Linked DNA regions of Homo sapiens: region 1 is linked to region 2. A link is a loop called in an ENCODE intact Hi-C map of the cell type or tissue named here. Cell type or tissue: lower leg skin. All regions are shown on one strand. Links, peaks and the distances in the headings refer to the core of each region. The heading gives the core; the rest is flanking DNA.

Evidence for each region. Peaks named below come from ENCODE experiments on the same cell type or tissue, not always from the same donor. Only the 100,000 strongest peaks of a DNase experiment are listed, where the experiment ranks them.
Region 1: a loop joins it to region 2, with 2.2 times the contacts of the local background. A loop is called at or near these places in 1 of 110 quality-filtered maps.

Annotation. Positions count from the first base shown.
Region 1 is chr3:48,123,738-48,140,126 of GRCh38, forward strand. No RefSeq gene overlaps it. Among named protein-coding and RNA genes, the nearest start is that of CDC25A, 56 kb to the right of the region's middle. In lower leg skin, for the core only: no CTCF peak of the experiment used is centred there; a DNase peak (open chromatin) is centred at 6,910.
Region 2 is chr3:48,057,523-48,073,911 of GRCh38, forward strand. It overlaps a transcript of MAP4 not described here. Among named protein-coding and RNA genes, the nearest start is that of MAP4, 49 kb to the left of the region's middle. RefSeq lists a silencer at 8,683-8,883. In lower leg skin, for the core only: no CTCF peak of the experiment used is centred there; no DNase peak of the experiment used is centred there.

The DNA.
Region 1 (16,389 bases), core at 4,198-9,197, 66 kb after region 2:
GATAAAGCATTATAAAAGTTCAGAGATGAGAAAAATAATTTACAAAGGGCAGTCGGAAAAGATTTCATGGAGGAGGCAACATCTGTGTTCACTATTGAAGGAGAAAGGACAATTTTTAAATGTAAGGAATAGCTGTGTGCAGTGGCTCACGCCTGTAATCCCAGCACTTTGGGAGGCCAAGGTGGGTAGATCACCTGAGGTCAGGAGTTCGAGACCAACCTGGCCAACATGGTGAAACCCCATCTTTACTAAAAATACAAAAATTAGCCAGATGTGGTGGTGCACGCTTGTAATCCCAGCTATTTGGGAGGCTGAGGCATAAGAATCACTTGAACCTGGGAGACAGAGGTTGCAGTGAGCTGAGATAGCACCACTATACTCCAACCTGGGCAACAGAGTGAGACTCTGTCTCAAAAAAAAAAAAAAAAGTTAATGGACAAGCTGAGATGGGCTTTCTGGTTAGAGGGCACAGTGTGAGCCAAAGTAGGCTCTGCAAACGTTTGGATTATGTGACTCTTTTTTTTTTTTTTTTTTTTTTTTTTTTAGACGGAGTCTGGCTCTGTCACCCAGGCTGGAATGCAGTGGCGCAATCTCGGCTCACTGCAAGCTCCGCCTCCGGGGTTCACACCATTCTCCTGCCTCAGCCTCCCGAGTAGCTGGGACTACAGGCGCCTGCCACTACGCCCAGCTAATTTTTTATATTTTTAGTAGAGACGGGGTTTCACCGTGTTAGCCAGGATGGTCTCGATCTCCTGACCTCGTGATCCACCCGCCTCGGCCTCCCAAAGTGCTGGGATTACAGGCGTGAGCCACCGTGCCCAGCCTGATTATGTGACTCTTTAAACTTGTGAGGCCATGTTGGTATAGCTGGCTCACTACTACCTCCCCAGCATCTGGCCTGGCCTGGCCTGGCCTGGCATACACAAGGCACTCAGTAAAAATGTGTTGCTTTTTTTTTTTTTTTTTTCTGAGACAGAGTTTTACTCTTGTTGCCCAAGCTGGGGTGCAATGGCATGATCTCGGCTCACTGCAACCTCTGCCTCCCGGGTTCAAGCGATTCTCCTGCCTCAGCCTCCTGAGTAGCTGGGATTACAGGCATGCGCCACCACGCCCAGCTATTTTTTTGTATTTTTAGTAGAAATGGGGTTTCTCCATGTTAGCCAACTGGTCTTGAACCCCTGACGTCAGGTAATCTGCCCACCTCAGCCTCCCAAAGTGCTGGGATTACAGGCATGAGCCACCGCACCGGGCCTAAAATTTGTTGCTTTGGTCAGTGGTTCAGTTTGGCTGGAGTGTAGGGAGCTTGGAGAGGGACAATGGGCAGAAGGAAAATCTTAGTTATTCATTGCCTCACAACAAATTACCTCAAATCTTCGCGGCTTACTACAACAATAAACATTGATTATCTCTCACAGTTTCTGCAGATCAGGAATTTGGGAATGGCTTGGCTGGGCGGTTCTGGCTTGAAATCTCAAGAATTTCAATCGCATTTGGATAGGGCTGCATCATCTGAGGGCTTGGCTGAGGCCAGGGGATTCCCTTTCAAGGTCGCTTACTCACAGGGCTGGCAAGTTGATGCTGGCTTTGGCAGGAGATCCCGCTTCTTCACCAGGTGGGCTCCTCCACAGGGCTGCTTCAGGGTCCTTATGATGTGGAGATTGACTTCCTCTAGAGTGAGTGGTGGGCATGGAGGCATGCACCTGCGGTCCCAGCTACATGGGAGGCTGAAGCATGTAGTGAGTGATCCAAGAGTCAGGATGTAGGAGGGAGCTGTAACCTCTTCACAGCCAAGCCTTTGAAGTCACTTCTATAGCATCACTTCTGCTACATTCTGTGCACTAGAAGCGAGTCATTTAAGTCTGACCCACTTTCAAGGGAAAGGGAATCAGCCTCCACCTTGGAAAGGGGAAATAGCAGAGAATTTGCAGGCATATTTTAAATCACCACAGACCATGAGGGCAAGAAGGTTTATCTGCTCAGAACTCAGGGGCTCTTCAGCTGAGTGGGACTCCAAGGGATCCAGCTTTCTGTGGGGATCCAGCAGTCCTGCCCTAGTGCCATGTATCCAAGGGACTGTGGGCTTCTGGCAGCAAAACCAAGAACCAAGGCAAGACCCAGTGCTGCCTGCTGTTGAGAAATCTGAAGTGGCTCAGACCAGGGCAGGGGGTGCTCACTGTCTGGCAAGCACATAGCAAGAGGACATGAGCCCTTTTCCCCCAAGAGAGTCAGGGAAGGCCTCCTGGGGGTGGCATCTGAGCTGCATTATTTCAGAGCTTTTATTAGGCCCATAGTGTGGGGCTGGGTGTATACACAGAAGGTTAAATGCGCCTGGTATGGTGCTCAGCAGGCATCAGAAGCCACGCAGGAGAGCTGAGGCCTGGGGAGACCCCCCACTGACCATAGCAGCAGATACTGTCTCTGCCCTGCAGATGGTGAGACCTTTCTAATGCCACTTGGTGTTGGCATACAGCTTTTCAGATGGGTGTGGACTGTCCCACAAGAACTCTGTGAGCTCTGTGGGGCGGCTAAAGTGCGCTGGAGATTGTACATGTAAACTTTGTTTGCTCATTTCCCCATTCAAATGTCCTTCAACATTGTTGGGGTCTTCTCCCACTTTCTGCCCCTACTTCTCTGAATGTGCTTACCCTATATGGGCCTGTTTACCTCTCTGCTTCTTCTTTTTTTTTTTTTTTTGAGATGGAGTTTCGCTCTCGTTGCCCAGGCTGGAGTGCAATGGTGCGATTCGGCTCACCACAACCTCAGCCTCCCAGGTTCAAGCAATTGTCCTGCCTCAGCCTCCTGAGTAGCTGGGATTACAGGTGCACACCACCACGCCCAGCTGATTTTTTGTATTTTAGTAAAAACAGGATTTCTCCATGTTGGTCAGGTTGGTCTCAAACTCCCGACCTCAGGTGATCCGCCTGCCTTGGCCTCCCAAAGTGCTGGCATTACAGGTGTGAGCCACTGCGCCCGACCCTTTTTTTTTTTTTTAAATGGACTTTCACTCTTGTTGCCCAGGTGGGAGTGCAATGGTGCGATCTTGGCTCACTGCAACCTCCGCGTCCTTGGTTCAAGCGATTCTTCTGCCTCAGCCTCCCAAGTAGCTGGGATTACAGGTGTTTGCCACCATGCACCTGGCCATTGAACTTTCTTTATCTAGGTACTACACATCTCCCCAGAACCAGAGAACAGCAATGATGTCAGTGGGAAATCCCAGGCAATTGGCACTAATGTCTACGGTGTAAACACCTACAGAGTGTAGTGGTTAAAATTAATGTATATGTAGTTAAGGCTGGGCAAGGTGGCTCACGCCTATAATCCTAGCACTTTGGGGGGCTGAGGTGGGAGGATCACCTGAGGTCAGGAGTTTGAGACCAGGCTGGCCAACATGGTGAAACCCCGTCTCTACTAAAAATACAAAAATTAGCCAGGATTGGTAGTGCATGCCTGTAATCCCACCTACTTGGGAGGCTGAGGCAGGAAAACCGCTTAAACCTGGGAGGTGGAGGTTGCAGTGAGCTGAGATCGCACCACTGCACTCCAGCCTGGGTGATACAGTGAGACTCCATCTCAAAAAAAAAAAAATTAATATATATGTAGTTAAAATTAATTGAGTTGTATACATATTACCTTTCACTGTATATAAATTATTCCTTTATTAAGCAAAGCAAATAATATTAGTAACCCTGTACCTGATGCTCATCATAAGAGAGACCCACACGTGTGCTAAGTAAATGAATCAAATCACATTACCCAACAGACCTCATCCTGTCTAAGACTCAGTAGGGGGTAGGGTTTCAAAGAAGTAAAGAGTGGCACTTTTTGAAGTGCCAGCTTGTCTTTCTGGAGTCCCTCAGTGTTAGCGTTTAAATGCAAGCATTAAGCCCTCTCAATACTTTTTGTTCACTTCTCTAAAATTTTGGTAGGCTGGGCATGGTGGCTCACACCTGTAATCCCAGCGCTATGGGAGGCACAGATGGGAAGATCACTGAAGGCCAGGAGTTTGAGACCAAACGAGGTCCCATCTTTAAGGAAACAAAAATTTTTTTTTTAATTAGCCAGGATTGGTGGCATGCACATGTAGCCCCAGCTACTGGGGAGGCTGAGGCAGGAGGATCACTTGAGACCAGGAGTTCGAGGCTACAGGGAGCCATGATTGTACCACTGCACTCCAGACTGGGTGATAGAGCAAGACCCTGTCTCAAAAAAAAAAAAAAGATAAGTAGGCCTGGAACAGTGGCTCACACCTGTAATCCCAGCACTTTGGGGGGCTGAGGCAGGCCAATTCCATGAATCCAGGAGTTCAGGACCAGCCTGGGCAACATAGCAAGACCCCTTGGCCGGGCATGGTGGCTCACGCCTATAATCCTAATACTTTGGGAGACTGAGGTGGGCGGATCACCTGAGCTCAAGAATTCAAGACCAGCCTGGCCAACATGTGAAACCCCATCTCTACTAAAAATACAAAAATTAGCCAGACTTGGTGGTGGGCACCTGTAATCCCAGCTGCTCAGGAGGCTGAGGCAGGAGAATCGCTTGAACCTGGGAGGTGGAGGTTGCAGTGAGCCAAGATTGCGCCATTGCACTCCAGCGTGGGCAACAAGAGTGAAACTCCATCTCAAAAAAACAAAAAAACAAACAAACAAAAAATCATAGCAAGACCTCATCTCAAAAAAAAAAAAAGGGAGAGAGAAGGCCTATGGCCTTTGGTCAGCACCCTTTCTTGGCCTGGAACGTCCAGCACAAGGGGCAAGTGGGTCAGAAGAGATGAGCTCAGGGCTGGGTGCGGTGGCTCGTGCCTGTACTCTCACCACTTTGGGAGGCTGAGGCAGGCAGATCACCTGAGGCCAGGAGTTTGAGAACAGCCTGGCCAGTGTAGTGAAACCCAGTGTCTACTGAAAATACAAAACTTACCTGGGCTTGGTGGCGCATGCCTGTAATCCCAGCTACTTGGGAGGCTGAGGCAGGAGAATGACTTGAACCTGGGAGGTGGAGGTTGCAGTGAGCCGAGATCCCGCCACTGCACTCTAGCCTGTGTGACTCTGTCTCAAAAAAAAGAAAAAAAGAAAAAAAGAAGAGACGAACTCAGGGCACATGAGACCATAGCTAGGAGCACACATCTACCTTCTGCATTACAACAGGCTACTCCCCTCCCTGTCCAAACAATCTGGGTGAAAGCCACCTCCAAGCATTTCTCCTGGCATGCATCACCACCCCAGAACCTGCCCAGAGATCAGCACTGATGTCAGTGGGGAATCCCAAGCAATCAGCAGAGGGGTGTGCAGCCTGATTTCTCTCTCTGGGGCACCCAGGTGAGAAAAACCCTGCCCAGGGGTATGTTTAACTGGTTTATATATGGAAGTTCCTGGCTCAGAGAACTTGGCTGAGAAGCCACAAGGCACCATGCAGCAGCCAGGTTATATACCTGCCCATACCCAAGACCCATATTTGTGCTCAGCGACCTTCCTTAGAAATAGGAGACAGAAGGCTGGGCGCAGTGGCTCATGCCTGTAATCCTAGCACTTTGGGAGGCCAAGGCAGGCAGATCACCTGAGGTCAGGAGTTCGAGACCAGGCCGGCCAACATGGTGAAACCCCGACTCTACTAAAAATACAAAAATTAGCCAGGCGTGGTGGCAGATGCCTGTAATCTGAGCTACTTGGGAGGCTGAGGCAGGAGAATGGCTTGAACCCCGGAGGCAGAGGTTGCAGTGAGCTGAGATCGTGCCACTGCACTCCAACCTGGATGACAAAATGAGACTCCTTCTCAAAAAAAAAAAAAGTATTACCCAAAGTCATGCTGTACTGGGTTCCAGTCATGGTTCCTTCACTGATGAGCTGCAAGGCCTTCAGGTGATGTATGATGGTACCAGAACCCAATGTGCCCTTGATAAGTGGAATCAGGATCGATCATCATCATCATATTTTAGTTCTATTGGAGGGGGACATAAGTTGGCCATGACAGACTGTGGGTTTTGTCACCTACAATACGCAAAGAAACATGGAAAAGAAAATAGTGGACAGAACAGATTGCTGAGAGGCGGAGCATGGCCCTTGGAGGCAGGTCACACACAATCACCTAGCCCTGTTCTCAGCAGGAAGAATCCATTCTCGCTCAGGTCACTTGCTCAAGCTGGGGACTAGCTTGCCCAATTTAGATGGGAAAGTCATTGGAGAGGACCTTGTTCAGCCAATGAACAAGAGAAATGCCCACACTTTCTTCCAAGATAGAATCCAAGGGGGCTGCACCTAACATGATTCCTCTAAGGCTCCTCCTGGACTCCTGGCCACTGTGGCTGTTGTTCATATCATCAGGAATGAAGCCTGAGCAAGTAATTTGAGGCCAGGGCATCTGGTTGTAAGCACTGGCTTTGTCACTTACTAATGGGTGATCTTGAGCAAGTTGGTTAAGCTCTATAAACCCCAAGTTGCTCATCTATAAATAAAACAGTCATAAACCCTCCGTCCACAAAGTTACTGAGAGGGTCAAGGAAGATAACAAGGATGAAACTACGTGAATGATAGGGAAAATTATTATTAAATAGCAACTTGGCTGGGGCTTCTAGATTCTGGTTTTGCCCCTGCCCTTCTCCTAGGGTAAATCCCTTCCCTTCTCTGCACATTCTGAATAGTTGGGTTAAAAGAGTCTCTGTGTTTGGCCAAGTCTGACAGTGAACAATGAGATGATCGTGGTGGGAAAAGCAGGCGATGGGAACTGCTGGAAAGTCCACACAAGGCCAACAGACAGCAGCAGCTAGTGCTGAATGATGAAAGGAAGTGACCCCATGTGCGTGGCCGTGGGCGGTCCAAGATTCTGGCAGCCCTGGGCTTACGCAGGGAGGCCCCAGCTGATTGGCCTCAGTTTCCTGAGTAGCTCTGGGATGAAGCCCACCCCTGAACGCCAGGGCAAAGCCAGGGCAGGGCCACTTGGAGTGGGAGGGGCAGGCCAGGCAGACATTATGTCATCCGTGCATGTATAAACCACAGGCCCACCCTCCCAGGGCTCCAGCAGCCCTTATGCTCTCTGGCCAGGATCTCTGAGTTCCTTGCTGTGTCCCCAACCCTTCACATTCCAGGCTCCCAAGGAACTGAGCTGGGACCTTCTGGGCTTCTGTCCAAGCAGCTAGTTCTAATTACCCCACCCCCTCATCCCCCAGGAATAAACAATATAGCCTTAAACAAGGGCCACTGCTCAGCCTTGAGGAAAACACTGGGCCACGGTGAGTGTTTATTTCTTTATACCCACACTTTGTTCCAAGATAGAACCTGAAGGAGCTGTATTTATTCTCATTCTCCTGTCCCCTCCCTGGACTTCCAGGCACTTTGAGTTTCACTTGCTCACGTTCACAAGACCCTCTGGGATAGTAGAGGGGACAGGTTTTGAATCAGAAACGTGGCGGTTTGATTCCAGCTCTGCCTCCTTAGTAACTGGCAAGTCTCCCAGTCTCCTGGAGCCTTAGTTTCCTTGTCTATAGAATGGGGCCTATAATATGGACTCATTGGGTTGCTGTGAAGGTGATTCGACTTGGGGCATGTCAGGTGGCTATGCACAGTAGGTGCACCTGAGATGACCTTCCGCTCTCCTTCACCTTTCCATTACACCAGGATTCTCAGACTTCAGAACCACTGGAGGGTTATTAAAGCGCAGATCGCGGGGCCTCACCACCACCAAAGCCTCCGATTCAGATCCTGAGGTTTGCATTTCTAACAGGCTCCCGGGCCTGCTGCTGCGGCTGCTCCAGGAGCCACACTTTGAGAACCATTGCCTTAGAAACTCCTGACCTCAAGTGATCCCTCTGCCTTGGCCTCCCAAAGTGTAGGGATTACAGGTGTGAGGCATTGCGCCGGCCCCAGGTAGTTTTTTGTTTTTTTTTTTTGAGACGGAGTTTCACTCTTGTTGCCTAGGCTGGAGTGCAATGGCATGATCTTGGCTCACCGCAACCTCTGCCTCCCAGGTTCAAGCACTTCTCCTGCCTCAGCCTCCCAAGTAGCTGGGATTACAGGCATGCACCACCACGCCCGGCTAATTTTGTATTTGTAGTAGAGACGGGGTTTCTCCACGTTGAGGCTGGTCTCGAACACCTGACCTCAGGTGATCCACCTGCCTCGGCCTCCCAAAGTGCTGGGATTACAGGCATGAGCCACTGCGCCCAGCCAGTTTTTTGTTTTTTTGAGAAGGAGTTTCACTCTTGTTGCCCAGGCTGGAGTGCAATGGCACGATCTTGGCTCACTGCAACCTCTGCCTCCTGGTTTCAAGTAATTCTCCTGTCTCAGCCTCCCGAGTAGCTGGAATTACAGACGTGTGCCACCACACCCAGCTAATTTTGTATTTTTAGTACAGGCAGGGTTTCACTATGTTGTTCAGACTGGTCTAGAACTCCTGACCTCAGGCAATCCGCTCTCCTCAGCCTCCCAAAGTGCAGGTGTTGTTTTTTGTGTTTGTCTTTGTTTTTTTTTTGTTTTGTTTTTTGTTTTAAAACAGTCTTGCTCTGTCGCCAGGCTAGAGTGCAATGGCATGATCTCGGCTCACTACAACCTCTTCCTCCCTGGTTCAAGCGATTCTCCTGCCTCAGCCTCCCGAGTAGCTGGGACTACAGGCATGTGCCACCACGCCCAGCTAATTTTTGTATTTTTAGTAGAGATGGGGTTTTACCATGTTGGCCAGGATGGTCTCGATCTCTTGACCTTGTGATCCACCTGGCTTGGCCTCCCAAAGTGTTGGGATTACAAGCATGAGCCACTGCCCCCGGTCGGTAGTTTTTCTTAATAGCTTTATTGATATATAATTTACGTACCATAAAATTCACCCATTTTCAATGTACAGTTTAATGAGTTTTAGTAAATGTAGAGGGTTGTATAACCATCACCAAAATCCAGTTTTAGAACATTCCCATTATCCTAAAAACTTCCCTCTGGCCCATTTGCAGTCAACTCTCATGTCCACTCCAAACTGCAGGCAACCCCTATTCTGCATTCTGGCTCTATGTTTCACCATTTCTAGGAATGTCACATATATGGACTCATACAAGGTGTGGGCTGTTGTGTCTGGCATTTTTCAGAGAGGTTCATCCATGCATCAGTATCAGTATGTCATCAGTAGCTCACTCCTTTCTACTGCTGAGTAACTTCCCATTGCATGGATGTACCACAGTTTATTCACTCACCAGTGACATTTGAGCTGTTTCCAGGGTATTTTTCCCCAGTTTTTTTTTTTTTTTGAGACGGAGTCTCGCTGTGTCGCCCAGGCTGGAGTGCAGTGGTGCAATCTCGGCTCACAGCAACCTCCGCCTCCTGGGTTCAAGCAATTCTCCTGCCTCAGCCTCCATAGTAGCTGGGGTTACAAGCACGCGCCACCACGCCTGGCTAATTTTTGTATTTTGTTTTTAGTGGAGATGGGGTTTCACTATTAACTCCTGACCTCGTGATCTGCCCACCTCGGCCTCCCAAAGTGCTGGGATTACAGGCATGAGCCACCACGCCTGGCCTTTTTATTTTATTTTATTTTGAGGCAGAGACTCTCTTTGTCACTCAGGCTGGAGGGCAGTGGCATGATCTCAGCTCACTGTAGCCTCTGTCTCCCAGGCTCAAGTGACCCTCCTGCCTCAGCCTCCCACGTAGCTGGGACTATAGCACATGCCACATGCCCAGCTAATTTTTGTATTTTTAGTAAAGACAGGGTTTCCTCATGTTGCCCAGGCTTGTCTTAAACTCCTGGGCTCAAGCGATCTGCCCACCTCAGCCTCCCAAAGTACTGGGATTACAGGTGTGAGCCACCGTACCCGGCCTGTTTCTAGTTTTATGAGTAAAGCTGCTACGACCATTCATGTACAAGCTTTTGTGGGAGCATTGTGCTTTTTTATTTTATTTTATTTTTTTGAGATGGAGTTTCACTCTTGTTACCCAGGCTGGAGTGCAATGGCATGATCTCGGATAACCGCAACTTCTGCCCCCTGGGTTCAAGGGATTCTCCTGCCTCAGCCTCCTGAGTAGCTGGGATTACAGGCATGCACCAACATGCCTGGCTAATTTTGTATTTTTTTTTTTCCTTGAGACGGAGTTTCGCTCTTGTTGCTCAGGCTGGAGTGCAATGGCGAGATCTTGGCTCACTGCAACCTCTGCCTCCCGGGTTCAAGCAATTCTCCTGCCTCAGCCTCCCAAGTAGCTGGGATTACAGGCGTGAGCCACCGCACCCGGCCTAATTTTGTATTTTTAATAGAGACGAGGTTTCTCCATGTTGGTCAGGCTGGTCTCAAACTCCCTCAGGTGATCTGCCTGCCTCAGCCTCCCAAAGTGCTGGGATTACAGGCGTGAGCCACTGTGCCTGGCCTATTTTTTATTTTTGAGATGGAGTCTTGCTCTGTTGCCCAGGCTGGAGTGCAATGGCATAATCTCAGCTCACTGCAACCTCTGCCTCTCGGGTTCAAGTGATTCTCCTGCCTCAGCCTCTGGAGTAGCTGGGACTACAGGCACACACCACCATGCCCAGCTGATGTTTTGCATTTTAGTAGAGGGAGGGTTTCACTGTGTTGCCCTGGCTGGTCTTGAACTCCTGAGCTCAAGCAATCCGCCTGCCTCGGCCTCCCAAAGTGCTAGGATTACAGGCATGAGCCACCGTGCCCGGCCTATTATTATTATTACTATTATTATTATTTTGAGACATAGTTTTGCTCTTGTTGCCCAGGTTGGAGTGCAGTGGTGTGATCTCAGCTCACTGCAACCTCCACCTCCAGGTTCAAGCAATTCTCCTGCCTCAGCCTCCCAAGTAGCTGGGACCACAGGTGCACACCACTACGGCTGGCTAATTCTTTGCATTTTTAGTAGAGGCAGGGTTTCACCATATTGGCCAGGCTGGTCTCGGACTCCTGACCTCAAGTGATGCGCCCACCTTGGCCTCCCAAAGTGCTGGTATTACAGGCGTGAGCCACTGCACCCAGCCTTTAAATGTTTTTTTGTTTTGTTTTGTTTTTTGAGAAGGAGTTTTGCTCTTGTTGCCCAGGCTGGAGTGGAATGGTGCAATCTTGGCTCACTACAACCTCCGCCTCTGGGGTTCAAGCAACTCTCCTGCCTCAGCCTCCTGAGTAGCTGGGATTACAGGCATGTGCCACCATGCCCAGCTAATTTTGTAGTTTTAGTAGAGACAGTGTTTCTCCATGTTGGGCAGGCTGGTCTCAAACTACTGACCTCAGGTGATCCACCCGCCTCGGCCTCCCAAAGTGCTGGGATTACAGGCATGAGCCACTGTGCCCAGCCTCTTTAAGTGCTATTTTTAAGAGTAAATCCTGGCCAGGCATGGTGGCTCATGCCTGTAATCCCAGCACTTTGGGAGGCCAAGGCCGGTGGATCATAAGGTCAGGAGTTCAAGACCAGCCTGGCCAAGATGGTGAAACTCCGTCTCTACTAAAAATACAAAAATTAGCCAGGTGTGGTGGCGGCCCCTGTAGTCCCAGCTACTTGGGAGGCTGAGGCAGATAATTGCTTGAATCTGGGAGGCAGAGGTTGCAGTGAGCCGAGATCCTGCCGCTACACTCTAGCCTGGGTGACAGAGTGAGACTGTCTCAAATAAAAAAAAAGAGTAAATCCTAATTTACCAACCCACCCCTTCCCACTCTGCAGTGAGTGCAGCCCACTCTGTTGGAGGTATGAGACAAGAGATAATTCCAAAAGACTAACAGGAGCCCCCAGCCTCCCACCAGCAGCTCACCAGTTGAGATCAAACTCAGACCTCTCACAGGCCCTGCCATCCCATAGCCTCACCTCACCCATTGTCATTTCCCTCCCCTACATTACCCCAAATGTTATGCCTTGATTTAGAGCAGGCGATTAGAGGATTTTGCCCTCAGTTAAATTAAACTTCTCAAAGCAGCCAGTAGGGAAGAGAATGAAAACAGGATTGACCCAGATCTCTTGAAAATCCTGGGGCTTTTCATCAATCCTGAGCATCACTAGGCCTGGGATGTTCTCATGGAGGAGGCACTGTCTGGTCCAAAACTAGTGTCCTCTCTGTGTGTACAGCTAGTCCGTAGCAAACTCAGGACCCAGCACTAGCCTTCTACCACAAACCACCCGATTCTTTGCTGCTCTTTTGCTCCCCTGGCTTGGCAGACTTCGTGTCTAAAACGCCTAGACTCTGCTTCTCATATCTCAGGCACATCCTAGCTGCTGTCTGGGAAAGTATTGTTCTTGTTCCCCTTCTGAGCCCTTTCATCTGCCACATGGCAAGGCAGTCAAAGCTGTATTCTCTCTAAATACACAGTCATTTGCAAGGGCCTGAAAGAGTCCATAGAGCAAAGGCTGCCTATCCATAACCCTTTGCTCCAAGCCAGGAGCCAGTTTCTCTCTCCAGCTTCAATGACCCTCTCCCATGTCCAGGCAGTTTCTGGGCTTAAATCATAGCCCATGCCATTTGGTGGAGGAGGTTCTGGCTTCAGAATCCAAATATCTGGTTGTGTTCCTGGGGCAGCAGGGACCTCAGGCTCTTTTTTTTTTTTTTCTATTTTCTTTTCTTTTCTTTTTTTTTTCAGATGGAGTCTTGCTCTGTACCCCAGGCTGGAATGCAGTGGTGTGATCTTGACTCACTGCAACCTCTGTCTCCTGGATTCAAGCGATTCTCCTGCCTCGGCTTCCTGAGTAGCTGAGATTACAGGCATGCACCACCACATCCTGCTAATTTTTGTATTTTTAGTAGAGACGAGGTTTCACTATGTTGACCAGGCTGGTCTCAAACTCCTGACCTCAGGTGATCTGCCTGCCTTGGCCTCCCAAAGTGCTGGGATTACAGGCATGAGCCACCACACCTGGTACACGTTTTATTTTTCATAAAACATTTCCTGAGTGTCTACTATTCATTCTTTCATTCATTGGTTTGTTCATTCATCCATTCAACAGAAACTTAAAGTGCCAACAGTGTGCCACAAACTGTGAAATGCACTAGAAAAAAATAAAAGTAAAAATTTATGGCCGGGAACAGTGGCTCATGCCCATAATACCAACACTTTGGGAGGCTGAGGCAGGTGGATCACATGAGGCCAGGAGTTAGAGACCAGCCTGGCCAAAATGGTGAAATAGAGAAACACCGTCTCTACTAAAAATACAAAAATTAGCCAGGCATGGTGGCGGGCACCTGTAATCCCAGCTACTTGGGAGGCTGAGGCAGGAGAACTGCTTGAACCTGGGAGGTAGAGGCTGCAGTGGGCCAAGATTGTGCCACCACACTCCAGCCTGGGAGACAAGAGTGAAACTTCCTCTCAAAAAAAAAATAGATATCTATAATAGGTATCTATATTTATATATATTTATATGTCTATCATATATATATTTATATATCTATCATATAGTTATATATCTATCTCATATATATATATATATATACATATTTTTTTTTTTTTTGAGACAGAGTCTCGCTCCGTTGCCAGGCTGGAGTGCTGTGGCGTGATCTTGGCTCACTGCAACCTCCATCTCCCAGGTTCAGGCCATTCTCCTGCCTCAGCCTCCCGAGTAGTTGGGACTACAGACGCCTGCCACCACGCCCGCTTAATTTTTGTATTTTTGGTAGAGACAGGGTTTCACCATGTTGACCAGGATCGTCTCAATCTCCTGACCGCGTGATCCACCTGCCTTGGCCTCCCAAAGTGCTGGGATTACAGGCATGAGGGACCGTGCCCAGCCCCAGATATATAATTTTTTTAGGTAGCTGAGCATGCTGGTGTGTACCTGTAGTCCTCAGCATAGGAAAGGCTACAGGTGTTATATATATAATACAAAACAGAGACTTTGGGATGTGGTGATTCACCCAAGGTACCAACTAAAAAGTTGCACAACCAGACTCAAATTCAAGTCTCCTGATGTTAAATTCAGTTCATTTAATGGGACACCTCATTGCCAGACGGACGGGATAATTAATAAATGAGTAAGACGGGGCCCCTCCCTGCAAGTCTCCACAACTGATGTTTCCCGAACACTGGACACCTCCCCTCATTGTAGCCTTTTCCTTGATGCCCTATAAGAAGTACTTGTTTTTGTGGCTGCCATCTTTCTTTCTGGGATTCTGGGAGGCAGAGGCAGTTCTGACAGCTCCATGTTCTAGGAGCCTGCCCAGAACAAGGTATAGCAACTGAATGACGCCAATGTCCGTCTGGGTTCTTAGCTCCAACAATGGCGCAGGGCTTAGGGCACAGCTGCTACCCCAGCTATACAGAGGCTGGGAAAGTGGAGGTCTGGCTTCTGTTTAGGGGAGGCAGGACTCAGAGTGGGAGAGTCTCCAGCTAAAAAGAGTGTTCAAAGGCTCTGCAAGGCCAAAGAGAATACCAGGCTGTGTCCTGGCCTGAATCTGGGTGGGTGAGGAGATCTATACACATTTAGCTCTAATTGAAAGCTTGATTAAGGAGGCCGGGCGCGGTAGCTCATGCCTGTCATCCCAGCACTTTGTGAGGGCGGATCACATGGTCAGGAGTTCAAGACCAGCCTGGCCAATATAGTGAAACCCCATCTCTACTAAAAATACAAAAATTAGCCGGGCATGGTGGAGCACGCCTGTAGTCCCAGCTACTTGGGAGGCTGAGGCAGGAGAATCACTTGAACCCGGGAAGCAGAGGTTGTGGTGAGCCGAGATTGTGCCACTGCACTCCAGCCTGGGGAACAGAAGGAGACTCCGTCTCAAAAAAAAAAGAGAGAAAAACAAACAAACAAACAAACAAACAAAAAGCTACATTAAGGAATCTTCCCAGCAGGGTCTCAACACCCCTGTGGAGGCTTAGAGCCAGGTTCAAGACTTCCGATGGCCAGACCGGGCATGGTGGCTCACGCCTGTAATACCAGCACTTTGGGAGGCCGAGGCGGGTGGATCACGAGGTCAGGAGATTGAGACCATCCTGGCGAACAAGATCAAACGCTGTCTCTACCAGAAATACAAAAAATTAGCCGGGTGTGATCGTGGACACCTGTAGTCCCAGCTACTCAGGAGGCTGAGGCAGGAGAGGCGTGAACCCAGGAGGCGGAGCTTGCCGTGAGCCAAGATGGTGCCACTGCACTCCAGCCTAGGCGACAGAGGGAGACTCTGTCAGAGGGAGACTTCCATTGGCCAAAGCTGCTCCGAGAGATTATTGGCCAAGAAGGCCTTTGAGCTGGACCTGGCCAGATAGCCTTGATCTGCACAGGCATGGAGACACGCAGCCTCTGGGCCATGCCACGCCTAGGTGTGTGGGCAGGATTCACTGGGAATCACAATACTTAGGAGCAAAATGTGGCTCCTTCTTGGCCACCAACTTGAGGAGGGGTCATCAAACATGATGTTGAGCCTTCCAACAAACAGGGCCCAGCTGAACTGTGACACTCTGATACCCTGACAAATGCTCAACTCCTCTGCCAACCTCAGTTTTTCTAAGGTCAACTCTACAGAGAACAGAAAGAGCCAGAGATGTCGGGAAAAAAATGAGAGAAATTATGGATTAAAATATAATCTAAAATAATCATGGCTGGGCGCGGTGGCTCATGCCTGTAATCCAGCACTTCGGGAGGCCAAAGAGGGCGGATCACGAGGCCAGGAGTTCGAGACCAGCCTGGCCAATATAGTGAAACCCCGTCTGTACTAAAAACACAAAAAAATTAGCTGGGTGTGGTGGCAGGTGTCCGTAATTCCAGCTACTCAGGAGGCTGAGGCAGGAGAATCGCTTGAACCCGGGAGGTGGAGGCAGGAGTGAGCCGAGATCACACCATTGCACTCCAGCCCAGTCAATAGCGCAAGACTCCATCTCAAAAATAATAATAATAAAAAAATATATAGGCCGGGCTTGGTGGTTCACACCTATAATCTCAACTCACTGGGAGGCAGAGGTAGGAGGATTGCTTGAGGCCAGAAGTTCAAGATCAGCCTGGGCAGCACAGCAAGACTACATCTCTGGCCAGGCGCGGTGGCTCACGCCTGTAATCCCAGCACTTTGGGAGGCTGAGGCGGACGGATCACGAGGTCAGGAGTTCAAGACCAGCCTGACCAACATGGTGAAACCCCCATCTCTACTAAAAATACAAAAATTAGCTGGGCATGGTGGCGCGTGCCAGTAATCCCAGCTACTTGGGAGACTGAGGCAGGAGAATCACTTGAACCAAGGAGGTGGAGGTCATCCGTGGTTGAGACCCACTGTCTCCTTTTTTTTTTTTTTTTGAGACGGAGTCTCGCTCTGTCACCCAGGCTGGAGCACAGTGGTGTGGTCTCGGCTCACTGCAAGCTCCGCCTCCCGGGTTCACGCCATTCTCCTGCCTCAGCCTCCTGAGTAGCTGGGACTACAGGTGGCTGCCACCACGCCCGGCTAATTTTTTGTATTTTTAGTAAAGCCAGGGTTTCACCGTGTTAGCCAGGATGGTCTCGATCTCCTGACCTCGTGATCCGCCCACCTCA
Region 2 (16,389 bases), core at 4,592-9,591:
TGTTTATCTGCTGACCTTCCCTCCACTATTGTCCCATGACCCTGCCAAATCCCCCTCTGTGAGAAACACCCAAGAATTATCAATAAAAAAATAAATAAATAAATAAATAAAAAAGAAAAAAAAGAAAAAAAAAAAAAAGTAAGCATGCGACTACCATATGGCCTAGCAACTGTACTCCTAGGCAAACTGCCGAACTATTTTTCAGAGTGGCTGTACCACTTTACTGTTAACTGTTTCAATGTCAATACCCTGGTTGTGATATTGTACCATGATTCTGCAAGAAATTTCCACCAGGGGAAACTGGGTAAAGTGTACAAGGGATATCTCTGTATTATTGTTTCTTACAATTGAATGTAAATCTATAATTATCTCAAAATTATTTTAAAAAACTGTGTTTAAAAACTAAATTAAAAAACACAAATATACTAAATATTTAGACTTAAGGCTGAACTATGAGTTACATATCCTTATATCCCAAGCACCTACACCAAAGCCTAGAACATATTAGACAATAAATATTTATTGAATTAGATTGAACATACAATCAGCACTTCAAAAATATAAGATGCTTACAAACCTAACAGTTCCATTTCGTTGGCTGTAAATAAAGTAACAATACCTTAAAACAAGTGCAAAAAAGTTACCTTCAAGAAAATATAAAGTATTCTGGAATTTTTTCAAAGAGAAAAATGACTCAGTCCTAGACTACAATGACTTAGATATTACCTCATTATTTTGGCTAATTTATTGTACGGAGAGAGGGAGGGAGGCCAGTAGGCCGGCTGGCCAGCCTGCGAGGCTTAAAAAGTACCATGTACATAATTTAAAAATTAGCATATAGTAGGGAGTCTTTAGAAACCAAGTAGCACACATAAATACTACACATACCCACCCACTTGCAAAGGTGTTTTAAGCCAAAAATCTTACTCTACGTGTCCAAGTTTCATCGGTATTTCTGATTTTCACTAGGTCTGGCTGAACAGGATTATGTCTTATCTTTTAGAGTAACTATCAGAACTGGTGATTATCTCCATCATCTATGAACACAGTCCTTTTCATCTGATAAAACTGGCATTCGGTAACAAGAAAGCATCTTATTTTACCAGAATGACCCAAGTAATTCATTAATTAAAGAAAAAAATGTATACAGGAATCTTTATTGTTGCTTTGGTTTGTTGGTTTTCTAAAACCAATAAAACAATTGTCTTTTCCTGCATAAACACCTGATTTGAAAATCTAGATACAATATTATTTTATTTTATTTTATTTATTTTTGAGATGAGGTCTTGCTCTGTCGCCCAGGCTGGAGTGCAATGGCACTATCTCGGCTCACTGCAACCTCCACCTCCTGGGTTCAAGTGATTCTCCCTGCCTCAGCCTCCGAGTAGCTGAGATTACAGGCGTGCACCACCACGCCCGGCTAATTTTTGTATTTTTAGTAGAGATGGGTTTCATCATGTGGGCCAGGCTGCTCTTGAACTCCTGACCTCAGGTGATCTGCCCTCCTTGGCCTCCCAAAGTGCTGAGATTACAGGTGTGAGCCACCGTGCCCGGCATTACAACATTATTTTAAACAGCCTTCATCATTAAGTAATGAAAGTGAAAGTAGAGTCAGCAGTCAGTAAAAACACTTTGTGATTGAATAATTCAAGTACAGAATTAACAGCCAAAACTACATGAACTGAACAGATAATGATAAAAACCCAATCAGGGCCAGGCACAGTGGCTCACACCTTAATCCCAACACTTTGGGAGGCCAAGGTGGGGAGATTGCCTGAGCTCAGTGGTTCGAGACCACCCTGGGCAACATGGTGAAACCCCGTTTCTACTAAAATACAAAAAATTAGCCAGGCATGGTGGCGTGCGCCTGTAGTCCCAGCTACCTGGGAGGCTGAGGCATGAGAATCACTTGAGCCTGGGAGGTGGAGGTTACAGTGAGCCGAGATCGTGCCACTGCACTCCAGCTTGGGCAACAGAGCAAGACTCCATCTCAAAAAAAAAAAAAAAAAAAAAAAAAAGACCTACTCAGGATAGCAACATTACAATAATGGCAAGCCATACTTATTTTGATCCTTTATGGTCCATATGAACACATGAAATCTTAATTATTTGAGAATTCAACAACTTTTGGGCTGGGTGCAGTGGCTCACACCTGTAATCCTAGCATTTTGGGAGGCTGAAGCGGGTGGCTCACGCCTGTAATCCTAGCACTTTGGGATGCTGAGGCAGGCGGATTGCCTGAGCTCGGGAGTTCGAGACCACCCTGGGGGCAACATGGTGAAACCCCATCTCTACTAAAATACAAAAAATTAGCCGGCTTGGTGGTACACACCTGTAATCCCAGCAACTCAGGAGGCTGAGGCAGGAGAATTGCTTGAACCTGGAGGATGCAGTGGGCTGAGATTGTGCCACTGCACTCTGGCCTGGGCCACAGAGTGAGACTCTGTCTCAAAAAAAAAAAAAAACTTTTGAACATCTCTCTCTTAAACCTCTGGCCTTTAAAATCCCAATCATATCACATTTAATATACATGGGTTATTAAATGGGTTCAGGAATTGTTAGTCTGCAGTAGAACTCTGCAACAAACAATAAACAGTTTCATCACCAAAAGGTACCTGGATGTAATCTCAATTAGTAAAAACTCAGTCACTCATATGTCACTGACATATTTCCTTTGGACAAGGCAACTCATTCTGTTGATCTTTCTCAGCCACTATGAAGTTTATCACTCATGCCTGTAAATGGTACATGGTCATGAACTGCTACAGAATAAAGTCCAAGAGAACCCACCAAAACTGTGGAAGATTAAAAGATTGATGGATCATTAAAAAAAAATGGATTATAGACCTAAATGTAAGATACGAAACTATAAAACTCCTAGAGGATAACATAGAAGAAAATCTAGGTGACCTAGGGTTTGGCAATGACTTCTTAGATACAACCCCAAAAACATGATGTAGGAAAGAAAAAACTGATAAGCTGGACTTTACTGAAGTTAAAAATTCTGATCTGCAAAATACACTGCTAAGAGAATAGAAACTCAACAGATTGGGAGAAAATATTTGCAAAACACATCTCTGACAAAGAACTGGTATCCAAAATATACAGAGGCCAGGCGCAGTGGCTCACGCCTATAATCCCAGCACTTTGGGAGGCCGAGGGAGATGGATCACAGGAGCCCAGGAGTTCAAGACCAGCCTGGGCAACGTGTCGAAACCCTGTCTCTACAAAAAAAAAAATAATAATAATACAAAAAAAATGTAGCCAGTCTTACAACCCAATCTCAAAATAAATAAAAAATTAAAAACGAAACAAAATATACAAATAACTTTTTTTATTTTTGAGACGGAGTCTCACTGTCGCCCAGGCTGGAGGACAGTGGTGCGATCTCGGCTCACTGCAAGCTCCGTCTCCCAAGTACACGCCATTCTCCTGCCTCAGCCTCCCAAGTAGCTGGGACTACAGGTACCCGCCACCACGCCCGGCTAATTTTTTTGTATTTTTAGTAGAGATGGGGTTTTACCACATTAGCCAGGATGGTTTCAATCTCCTGACCTCGTAATCCACCCACCTCGGCCTTCCAAAGTGCTGGGATTACAGGCGTGAGCCACCGCGCCTGGACCCAAAGAGCTCTTAAAATTTAATATGAAAATGAACACCTCCCCCTCCCCCTCCCCCTCTCCCTCTCCCTCTCTTTCCACGGTCTCCCTCTGATGCCGAGCCGAAGCTGGACTGTACTGCTGCCATCTCTGCTCACTGCAACCTCCCTGCCTGATTCTCCTCCCTCAGCCTGCCGAGTGCCTGCGATTGCAGGCACGCGCCGCCACGCCTGACCGGTTTTCGTATTTTTTTGGTGGAGACGGGGTTTCGCCTGTTGGCCGGGCTGGTCTCCAGCTCCTAACTGCGAGTGATCTGCCAGCCTAGGCCTCCTGAGGTGCCGGGATTGCAGATGGAGTCTCGTTCACTCAGTGCTCAATGTTGCCCAGGCTGGAGTGCAGTGGCGTGATCTCAGCTAGCTACAACCTCCACCTCCCAGCCGCCTGCCTTGGCCTCCCAAAGTGCCAAGATTGCAGCCTCTGCCCGGCCGCCACCCCGTCTGGGAAGTGAGGAGCGTCTCTGCCTGGCCGCCCATCGTCTGGGATGTGAGGAGCCCCTCTGCCCGGCAGCCGCCCCGTCTGGGAAGTGAGGAGCGTCTCCACCCGGCAGCCGCCCAGTCCGGGAGGTGGGGGGCAGCCCCCGCCCGGCCAGCCGCCCCGTCCGGGAGGGAGGTGGGGGGCAGCCCCCACCCGGCCAGCCGCCCCATCCGGGAGGGAGGTGGGGGGCAGCCCCCGCCCGGCCAGCCACCCCGTCCGGGAGGTGGGGGGCGCCTCCGCCCGGCCGCCACCCCGTCCGGGAGGTGGGGGGCACCTCTGCCCAGCCGCCCCTTCTGGGAAGTGAGGAGCCCCTCTGCCTGACCGCCACCCCGTCTGGGAGGTGTACCCAACAGCTCACTGGGAACGGGCCATGATGAGGATGGCGGTTTTGTCGAGTAGAAAGGGGGGAAATGTGGGGAGAAGATGGAGAAATCAGATTGTTGCTGTGTCTGTGTGGAGAGAAGTGGGCATAGGAGACTCCATTTTGTTCTGTACTAAGAAAAATTCTTCTGCCTTGGGATGCTGTTGATCTATGACCTTACCCCCAACCCGGTGCTCTCTGAAACATGTGCTGTGTCCACTCAGGGTTAAATGGATTAAGGGCGGAGCAAGATGTGCTTTGTTAAACAGATGCTTGAAGGCAGCATGCTCCTTAAGAGTCATCACCACTCCCTAATCTCAAGTACCCAGGGACACAAACACTGCGGAAGGCCGCAGGGTCCTCTGCCTAGGAAAACCAGAGACCTTTGTTCACTTGTTTATCTGCTGACCTTCCCTCCACTATTGTCCTATGACCCTGCCAAATCCCCTTCTGCGAGAAACACCCAAGAATGATCAATAAAAAAAAAAAAAAAAAAAAAAACATCACTATGTACCCCATGACTATGTACAATTGTTATCTGTCAATTAAAAATAAAATAATGTTTAAAAAATAAAAAAATTTAAAAAATTAAAAATAAATTAAAAAAAAGAAAATGAACAATGTGGCTGGGCGTGGTGGTTCACGCCTGTAATCCCAGCACTTTGGGAGGCTGAGGCGGGCAGATCACCTGAGGTTGGGAGTTCGAGACCAGCCTGACCAACATGAAGAAACCCCATCTCTACTAAAAATACAAAAAATTAGCCAGGCGTGGTGGCACATGCCTGTAATCCCAGCTACTCGGGAGGCTGAGGAAGGAGAATCACTTGAACCTGGGAGGCGGGAGGTTGTTGTGAGCCAAGATCGTGCCATTGCACTCCAGCCTAGGCAACAAGAGTGAAACTCTGTCTCAAAAAAAAAAAAAAGAAAGAAAATGAACAACCCCATTTTAAAAATAGGCAAAAGATCTGAACAGACACTTCACCAACGATATACGAATGGCAAATAAGCATATGAACGAAAAGATGTTCAATAACATATGTCATCAGAGAATTGCCAATTAAGACAACAATAATTCTGACAACCGTGGTTAAAAGAAATTATTAATAAGAAAAAAAGACTTCAAATTCATTAAAAAAAAAAAAGACAACAATGAGATGCCACCGTGTCCGTATCAGAATGGCCAAAATCCAAAGCACAACACCAAGTGCTGACAAGGATGTCAAACAATAGGAAATCTCATTCATTGCTAGTGGAAATGCAAAATGGTACAGCCAGCAAGGTGAGCTGGAATCACCTATAGTCCCAGCTACTCAGGACGCTAAGCCAAGAGGATTGCTTGAGCCCAGGAGATGAGTCTAGCCTGAACAACATAGCGAGACCTGTGTCTTAAAAAAAAAAAAAAAAAGTTATACCCAGTTTGGGAGGTTCTTACAATACTAAACATACTCTCTCACCACACAATCCAGCAATTGCACTCCTTGATATTTACCCAAAGATGAAAACTCATGTCAACACAAAAACCTACATGTGGACATTTATAGTAGCTTTATTCACAATTGCCAAAACTTGGAACCAACTAGGATGCCTTTAATAGGTGAATGGATAAGCAAATTGTAGTGTACCCAGACAATGGAATACTATTCAGCAATAAAAAGAAATGAGCCATCAAGCCACAAAAAGACATTGAGAAACCTCAAATGCATATTGCTAGGTGAAAAAAAAGCCAATCTGAAAGGCTATATACTGTATAATTCTAACTATACGACATTGTGAAAAAGGCAAAACTATGAAGACAGAAAGATATTAGTGGTTACAGTAGTTAAGGGGAAGAAGTAGGGATAAATAGGTGGAGTACAGGGGATTTTTAGGGCAGTGAAACTATTCCATATACATATTATTATGAAACCATCTTTGCAAAAATTATAACTGAGACAATTATTACAGTGAAAGAGATCTGATCTAACCAACTCCATCCTGCTTCTAACCTCCCAGCTGTCCTTGTTCATTCCTAGACTTAGCCCAAACTAACTTTGTTTGGGAGGAACTTAGTTTACAGTTTAGGTTAGTTTTCCCAGAACAAACCCCCTTCCTGGCTGGGGACTAGACTGCCTTTGCAGGACTAACAAATTCTAACAAGATTAGAAATCATGGTTTAGGAGTCATGCAGCTAGAGGCTGCAAGATTCTAAACCTCCCTAAATTACTCCTGGGGATAACATCATTATTGTAAAACCCAAGATCGTGTTTGAGATATTTTGCAGACCCTATATTCAATGGATTAGCTGGCACCACCCAGACTGATATAAACTGGCCTATCTTGTCTTGTGGCCCCCACCCAGGAACTGACTCAGCACAAGAGGACAGCTTCAACTACCTATGATTTCATCTCCAACCCAATCAATCAGAACTCCTGACTCACTGGTCCCCTACCCACAAAATTATCCTTTAAAACTCCAATTCACAAATTCTCGGACAGACTGATTTAAGTAATAATAAAACTCTGGTCTCCCACACAGTCAGTTCTGCTTGAATTACTCTTTCTCTACTGTAATTCCCATCTTGATAAATAGGTTCTGTTGAGCCAGCGGGCAAGGTGACCCCGTTGGGTGGTTACAATTAGACAGTCATGCATCACTTAACAATGGGAATACATTCTAAGAAATGTGTTAGGTGACTTCATCATTGTGCAACTGTCATAGAGTGTACTAAACAAACCTAGATGGTACAGCCTGCTACACATCTAGGCTATATGGTATAATCTGTTGCTCCTAGGCTACAAACCTGTACAGCATGTAACTACTGAATACTGCAGGCAGTTGTAACACAATGGTAAGCATCTGTGTATCTAAACATATCTAAAAACAGAAAAACTAAGGTGTTATGCCAAGCATTACATCACTAGGCAATGAAAAATTTTCAGCTCCACTATATAGAAAGTACCCATCTCTACAAAAAAAGAAAAAAAATTGCCAGCCTTGGTAGTGTGCACGTGTAGTCCCATCTACTGTGGAGGCTGAGGCAGGAGGACTGCTTGAACCCAGAAGTTCCAGGCTGCAGTGAGTTATGATCGTGCCACTGCACTCCAACTTGGGTAACAAAGCAAGACACTGTCTCTTAAAAAAAAGAAAAGTCTATTAATTTTAAAAAAGAACCTCTGCACAATGGAATGATCTTCATTCTTTATATACTACTGTACCACCTCATAACCATGACTAACATTACTAATACCACTCACATCTCAAACATAGCAATCTAACTCCTTACAACTTAAAGTGTCATCTGTAGACCAACAGGATTAGCATCACCTTATAGATCAGAAATGCAAAATCTTGGGTCCCACACTAAACCTTCAGAATCAGAATCTGCCTTATAAAAAGATCATGTGATTTGTATGCACACTAAAATCTATGAAGGCCTAATCCAAAGCTTTCAATTCAAAGGCCACACAAGGCAAGGGGGACAGAAATCAAGGCCCTGGGCCCTCCCAAAGTTAAGCCTTATAAGACACCCCACCATATACCTCTCCAATCTAAACCAAGCCCCAAATTTTTCACTATCCCTAGCGGACTATATAGAAGCCTGCCTTGGTGTTGAGCAAATCAAAAGAATAAAAAATTCCTGAGAAATCATAGCCACGAGGAATCCCTGTATGCACTGGCATCTTAGTTTCTTATAATCTGGATAAGCCAATGACTGTCAAGTCATGCAGTTTGAGGAAATAAAAAACTAGTGATGCCACAGAGTACCTGACAGATATTAACACCAAGGCTAACTTCTCAAGCAACAATGTAAGCCAGAAGATAATGGAATGATAAGTTCAAGGCTGGACAGGGTGGCTCACACCTGTAATTCCAGCACTTTGGAAGGCTGAGGTGGGAGGATTGCTTGAGTCCAGGAGTTTGAGACAAGCATGGGCAACATAGTAAGACCCCATCTCTACAAAAACAACAAAAAAAGAAACGATAAATTCAATAAACTGAAAGAAAATAAAATGCAATACTAATAAACATACAAACAAACATACAATACTATGCCCCCCAAAAAAGTAGTTTTCAAGGATGAAAGAAAATATATACCTATATAGTATATCCGTAGAAGTTTTCTGGGGACAGGGTCTTTGCTGTTGGTTAGATTCTCAAGGGGATATATACTCATGAAATTAAGAACCATTTATTTACAAAAACATTAAAGGTCATTCAACTTAACTTCCTCCCCAGTATCTCTAAATACCCTGGCTCTGTTTTAACATAAGTTAAACTCAGTATCTTACTTTAACATGAGGAAACTCACTATCTTATAAGAAAGTTACATTCCATTTTTCTCTTTAACTTCTACTTGATGGTCCTTGTTCTTTTGTCAAAGCAACAAAATACTAAATCTAATGCCTATTCCACTTGCCAGATCTTTGATATATAGTTAGCCCTCCAAAGCCACAGGTTCCACATCCTTGGATTCAGCCATCACATATATATATTTTTTATTTTATTTTATTTTTTGAGACACAGTTTCACTCTGCCTCCCAGGCTGGAGTGCAGAGGCGCAATCTCCGCTCACTGCAACCTCTGCTACCCGGGTTCAAGTGATTCTCGTGCCTGAACCTCCTAAGTAGCTGGGATTACAGGCGTGCGCCAAGTATATCGCAGGACATGCAGAGGTACATCATTTTATATATGGGACCTTATCATCCTCAGATTTTCTTATCTGCAGGAGGTCTGAGAACCAATCTCCCATGAATACCGAGGGACAACTGTATTTGAAAATAGCTGTCCCCACCTCTTTATTCTCTAAATGAAACATCTCTAATTCCTTTTTTTTTTTTTTTTTTTTTTTTTTTTTTTTTTTTGAGACGGAGTCTCGCTCTGTCGCCCAGGCTGGAGAGCAGTGGTACGATCTCGGCTCACTGCAAGCTCCGCCTCCCAGGTTCACACCATTCTCCTGCCTCAGCCTCCTGAGCAGCTGGGACCACAAGCGCCCATCACCACGCCCGGCTAATTTTTTGTATTTTCAGTAGAGATGGGGTTTCACCATGCTAGCCAGGATGGTCTCGATCTTCTGACCTGGTAATCCGCCCACCTTAGCCTCCCAAAGTGCTGAGATCACAAGCGTGAGCCACCGCGCCCAGCCTCTAATTCCTTAAATAATGTCTCAAATCATTTTAATTACTCCATCACCAGACAGACTGTTTTCTCCTGGAAAGACTCTATCCATGCTCCGAAAATGTGCCTCTTAAAACTGAACACTCTCATTTTACAGTAGAGGGGAAAAAAAAACCTCAACACAATACTAAAGGTCTGGAATATTATGTTCCCCTGTATTTTCATTTATATTTTTAAATTTTTTTTGGCGTGATTGCGCCAAGCTGGATTGCAGTGGTGCAATCATGGCTTACTGCAGCCTCTATCTGCTGGGCTCATGTAATTCTACCACCTGAGCCTCCCAGAGTAGCTAGGACTACAGGCACAAGCCACAGTGCACAGCTAATTTTTACATGTTTTGTAGAGACAGGGGTTTCACTTTCTTAGGTTTAAAAATATAGAGGCGGTCTGGGCATTTATGCTTCTGACTACCTGAATAATACCACCTCCCCGTTACTGTCTCAAAGTTAACAAGAGAAACCTTTTTTTTTTTTTTTTTTAAATCCCCAGACAGAGTCTCACTCTGCCACCCAGGCTGGAGTGCGGTGGCACAATCTCGGCTCACTGCAACCTCTGCTTCCTGGGTTCAAGCGATTCTCCTGCCTTAGCCTCCCGAGTAGCTGGGATTATAGGCATGCACCACCATGGCCGGCTGATTTCTGTATTTTTAGTAGAGATGGGGTTTTGCCCTGTTGGCAAGGCTGGTTTTGAACTCCTGGCCTCAAGCAATCCACCTGCCTTGGCCTCCCAAAGTGCTGGGATTACAGGCGTGAGCCACTGCAACTGGCCCAGAGAAGCATTTTTTTAAAAACTATTTTAAATAATATTTAAGGACCAGGTGTGATGGCTCATACCTGTAATCCCAGCACTTTGGGAGGCTGAGGTAGGCAGATCACTTGAGCTCAGGAGTTCAAGACTAGCCTGGACAACATGGTGAAACCCCATCTATACAAAAAATACAAAAATTAGCCAGGCATGGTGCCACACACCTGTAATCCCAGCTACTCAGGAGGCTGAGGTGGGAAGATCATTTGAGCCCAGGAGGCAGAGGCTGCAATGAGCCAAGATCGTGCCACTGCACTCCAACCTGGGTAACAGAGCAAGATTCTGTCTCAAAAAAAAAAAAAAAAAAAGGAATATTTAAGTAATAAACATCCAGCTCTACTAATTAAAAACTAATGAAAATTAACTGAATCCTTGGCTGTGAGTCAATTCAACAAAGCACCATGATCTCCTTAAGGCATTTATTTTATTTATTTATATTTTAGAGGTAGGATCTCACTATGTTGTCCAGGTTGTACTTGAACTCCAAGGCTCAAGTGATTCTCCCGCCTCTGCTTCTCAAGAAGCTGGGACTGGCCAGGTGTGGTGGCTCACGCCTGTAATCCCAGCCCTTAGGGAGGCCAAGGCGGGCGGATCACGAGGAGTTCCAGACCAGCCCGGCCAACACGGTGAAATCCCATCTCTACTAAAAATACAAAAAATTAGCCAGGTGTGGTGGCAGGCGCCTGTAATCCCAGCTACTCGGAAGGCAGAGGCAGGAGAATCGCTTGAACCCAGGAAGTGGAGGTTGCAGTGAGCCAAGATCGCACCACTGCACTCCAGCCTGGGCAACAGAGCGTCCGTCTCAAAGAAGCTGGGACTATGGGTACAGTTCACCATGCCAGGCTCCTAAGACATTCATTTAAATCCACTTAGTCATTCATACCTATGCACAATATGTATAGCATTTACAGTGTGTATCATGACACTTTTAATAATAAAGTCAGTGTTTTAAAGTCAGTGTGTATTGTTTCTTCTATTTTACTTTTTAAAAAATCACCTACAGCACTTACCACAGTGTATGCACCTAGAAGGTATATAAATATCCGTGGTATTAAATTGAACACAGTAGAAAGAATGCTAGAGATTAAAGTTCAAATTCTGACTCAGCTACAACTTAGTAAATGACCTTAGGAGAAGGCAGAATTATTCTGGGACTCAAAGTGGTTCCAGTAAGTCCATGAGTTTCATATTTCACAGCCAATTTGCCATCTATATAACCCAATGAAACTTACAGGGAATGTAATTTCCATTGAAAACATCAATGCTTCACCAATTCCATATACACAAAAATTATTTTCTGATTTGTATCACTAGACAGTGTCTTACTAGCATTCTGAAGGTCACCCATCCCAGTCACGAAGCCCTTAATTCTCACAACCTTGATTTTATAAATAAGGAAACAGATAGACTGATCTGCCCCAGACCTCACAGTTATTATGTGGTACAGATGAAACCTGAACCTTGGTCTTTTGACACTCAGTCCAGTGCTATTACTGCCATACTATAGTTGCCTGTCACTGATAATTGCAAAGTTTGTTAATTTGGGCAAGTCTACCTTAGACTTTTAGACAACACACTGTTGAAAGGCACCCCACCTCTGGCTGATGAAATAGGCTGACTGGTTTGCCTCTGAAGCATCTCAGCAAGTCTCAGCTATACTGAGCACACAAAGTTATTCAGAATATCTTTCAAACATTTTTTTGTCCCTATTATTGTTATCTTATTTTAGCTTGATAAAGAACAACTGTCTGGGTAGCCACTGACACTCTTAAAATATACTCAGCCCAAGAGAACTTGCTAAAATGGAACATACTAAATTGGTTGAGTACTAAAGCAACTGGCTATATCAGAGAACCTCATTATCGGTGACCCAAACTTACCTTTAATTATCAGATATATGACCATGCAATACTGATGTTATTGTTTTAAGAAAATCAGATGTGATTAAAAGTGTGAGATTATCCCTTTTTTTAACCTATTAAACTAGCAATATTAGTGAAAAAAAATTTTTTTTCTGAGACAGGGTCTCACTCCATTACCCAGGCTAGAATGTAGTGGCACGATCATAGCTCACTGTAACCTCAAACTCCTGGGCTCAAGTAAGCCTCCTGCCTTAGCCTGCTGAGTAGCTGGGACTACAGACACCACCATGGCTAGATAATTTTTTTTAACTTTTTTTTTTTCAGAGATGGGGTCTTGCTATGTTGGCCAGGATAGTCTCTTTTTTCTTTTTTTTTCTCCCTCCTCAGGTGCTACTTAACCAGGCTTGTTTTGAACTCCTGGCCTCAAGTGATCCTCCCACCTCAGCCTCCCAAAGTGCTGGGATTACAAGTGTGAGCCACCATGCCCAACCACGGTTTCTTTTTATCCTTCTTCTTCTTCACAGAGACCTCTTCTTCTACCACTACTACTTTTCCTTCTTCTCCATCTTCTTCAATTTTAATTTTACTCTTGGCCTTTTTTGCTTTCTTTGTGGTAATTTCATCTTCTTTATCTGTTCTGAGTTTTTTTTAATTTTTTACTTTTTGTACAAATGGGGTCTCACTATGCTGCTTAGGCTGGTCTTGAACTCCTGGCCTCAAGCAATCCTCCCATCCTTGGTATCCGAAGTGCTGGGATTCCAGGTGTAAACCACTGTACCTGGCCCTATTTTGTGTTTTTGTAGAACAGGTTGGAAGTGTGGACCCACCAATACATTCTTTTAAAAAAATTTTTAGTATTTTCTTATTAAAAGGGAACTGTGGGCCAGGTGTGGTGGCTCACACCTGTAATCCCAGCACTTTGGGAGGCAGAGACAGGAGGATCACTTGAGGCCAGGAGTTAAGAGACCAGCCTGGGCAACATAGTGAGATCTCGTCTCTACAGGAAAAAAAAAAAAAAAAGCAAAAACTTAGCCAGGTCCAGGTCCATATGGTGGTGAGCGCCTGTAGTCCTATCAACTTGGTAGGCTAAGGCAGGAGGATCACTGGAGCCTGGGAGGTCAAGGCTACAGGGAGCAGTGATCACACCACTGCACTCCAGCCTGGGTGACAGAGTGGGACCTTGTCTCAAAAAAATAAATAAAATGAAGTAAAAAGGAACTACCCCTTTTTGAAGTACAGTGTGCTTTTAAAAAGCATTTCTCCATGTCTCGTAATAAAGGGCAGACAAAAATATAACAAACAAATGGGTCAGATACTGCCCTTTAACTGCAAATGGTTTGTTACCCCCATGTCTCTGTAACTTAGTGAATAAGAGGGAAAGGAAAATAAGTAAGCTTGAGTTTACTCAAGAAGAAATCTGAGGGCCAGGCACGGTGGCTCACAGCTGTAATCCCAGAACTCTGGGAGGCCAAGATGGGCAGATCGCTCGAGCTCAGGAGTTCGAGACCAGCCTGGGCAACATAGTGAAACCCTGTCTCTACAAAAAAAATACCAAAAAAAATCAGCCAGGTGTGGTGGCACACGCCTGCAGTCCCAGATACCCATAAGGCTGAAGTTGGGAGGATCACCTGAAACCAGAAGGTCAAGGCTGCAATGAGCCATGATGCCAAACCACACTCCAGAGCCTGGGCAATGGACTGAGACCCATCTCAAGAAAAAAAGAAAAGAGAAAAAATCTGAACACAGAATTAACAATGAACATAGCCAATCATTACGATAAATACTTCTAAATTCATGAAAAAAGTAGCCGGGTGCAGTCGCTCACACCTGTAACTCCAGCACTTTGGGAGGCCAAGGCAGGTAGATCACTAGAGGTCAGGAGCTCGAGACTGGCTGGGCTAATGTGGTGAAACCCCATTAGCAGGGTGTGGTGGTGCGTACCTGTAGTCCCAGATACTCGGGAGGCTAAAGCAGGAGAATTGCTTGAACCCAGGAGGCAGAGGTTGCAGCGAGCCAAGATCGCGCCACTTCACTCCAGCCTAGGCAACAGAGTTAGACTTGGTCTCAAAAAAATAAAAAATAAAAATAAATAAATTAATGAGGCCAGGAGCAGTGGCTCACGTCTGTAACCCTAGCATTTTGGGAGGCCCAGGCAGGTGGATCGCTTGAGGTCAGGAGTTCGAGACCAGCCTGGCTACTAAAAACATAAACATTAGCCAGGCATGGTGACATGCGCCTATAATCCCAGCTACTCGGGAGGCTGATGCAGGAGAATCACTTGAACCCAGGAGGCGGAAGTTGCAGTGAGCCAAGATCATGTCACTTCACTCCAGCCTGGGATGGAAACTCCATCTCAAAAATACTACTACTACTACTAATAATAAATTTGGCCAGGCACGCTGGCTCATGCCTGTAATCCCAGCACTTTGGGAGGCCGAGGTGGGCGGATCACTTGAGGTCAGGCATTCACAAGACCAGCCTGGCCAACATGGCAAAACTGCGTCTCTACAAAAATTACCTGGGTGTGGCAGCGTGTGCCTGTAGTCCCAGCTACTTGGGAGGGTGAGACAGGAGAATCACTTGAACCCAGGAAGCAGAGGCTGCAGTGAGCCAAGAAGGCGCCACTGCACTCCAGCCTGGGCAACAGAGTGAGACTCTGTCCCAAAAAAATAAATTATAAATTCATGAAAAAACTATTTTTTTAATGAGGCCAGAACACATTTCCCTAGGGAAATAATATATAAAATCAAATTAATGTTCCTATTCTTAAATGCCTAACTTTATGATCCTTAGTATTCTGAGTTCCAGAAACAAAGGATAATTAGGGGCAAAAGGTATAGAAGAGCAGAGACAAACGTGAGAATTGCCTTTCCTGGACCTCAGGAAGCATTTTATAATAGGTAAAAATAGTTTTACAATATCCCACTTCCCTTCTGTGCCATTTTCCAAGTCATTAGTGGCATTATGCTCCGCTAAGTCCCACTACTGTAGCACCTGACTGCAGCATCAATTGAACATACATTTGCCAGTAGAGAAAGAGAAACAAGAAATGAAGTATGGTCTCTGACTTCAAGGGACTCTCAGGCCAGTGACAAGATATATTTAATTTTAGGCCAAGTGCAGTGGCTCACGCCTGTAATCCCAGCACTTTGGGAGGCTGAAGCTGGTGGATCACTTGAGGTCAGGAGTTGGAGACGAGCCTGGCCAACATGGTGAAACCCTGTCTACTAAAAATGGTGGCACATGCCCGTAATCCCACCTACTCAGGAGGCTGAGGCAGGAGAATCATTTGAACCTGGGAAGCAGAGGTTACAGTGAGCAGAGATTGTGCCACTGCACTCCAGCCTGGGCAACAGAGAGGCTCCATCTCAAAAAATAATCATAATTTTAAAACAATATGGAAATCCAAAGGAATACACACACACACACACACACACACACACACACACACACACACACACACACACAAATTAGCATTAGTAAACAAGTTCAGCCGGGTGCGGTGGCTCACACCTGTAATCCCAGCACTTAGGGAAGCTGAGGCGGGTGGGATCACCTGAGGTCGGGAGTATGAGATCAGCCTGACCAAGATGGAGAAACCCCGACTCTACTAAAAATACAAAATTAGCCAGGCATGGTGGCACATGCCTGTAATCACAGCTACTTGGGAGGCTGAGGCAGGAGAATCGCTTGAACCCAGGAGGCGGAGGTTGCGGAGAGCCGAGATCGCTCCATTGCACTCCAGTTTGGGTGATAAAAGCAAAACTCCATTTCAAAAAAAAAAAAGAAGAAAAAAAAAGTTCAGCAAGGCCACAGAATACCAGATCTATAAAAATCTTTTATTTCTCTATACCAGCAATCAACAACACAAAATGAAATAAGAAAATAATTCCATTTTCAATAGCATCAAAAGGAATAAAATACTAAGGAATAAATTTAAAGTAAAAGACTTGTACACTAAAAACTACAAAATAGCTGGAGAGGATGTGGAGAAATAGGAACTCTTTTACACTGTTGGTGGGACTGTAAAACTAGTTCAACCATTGTGGACTACAGTGTGGCGATTCCTCAAGG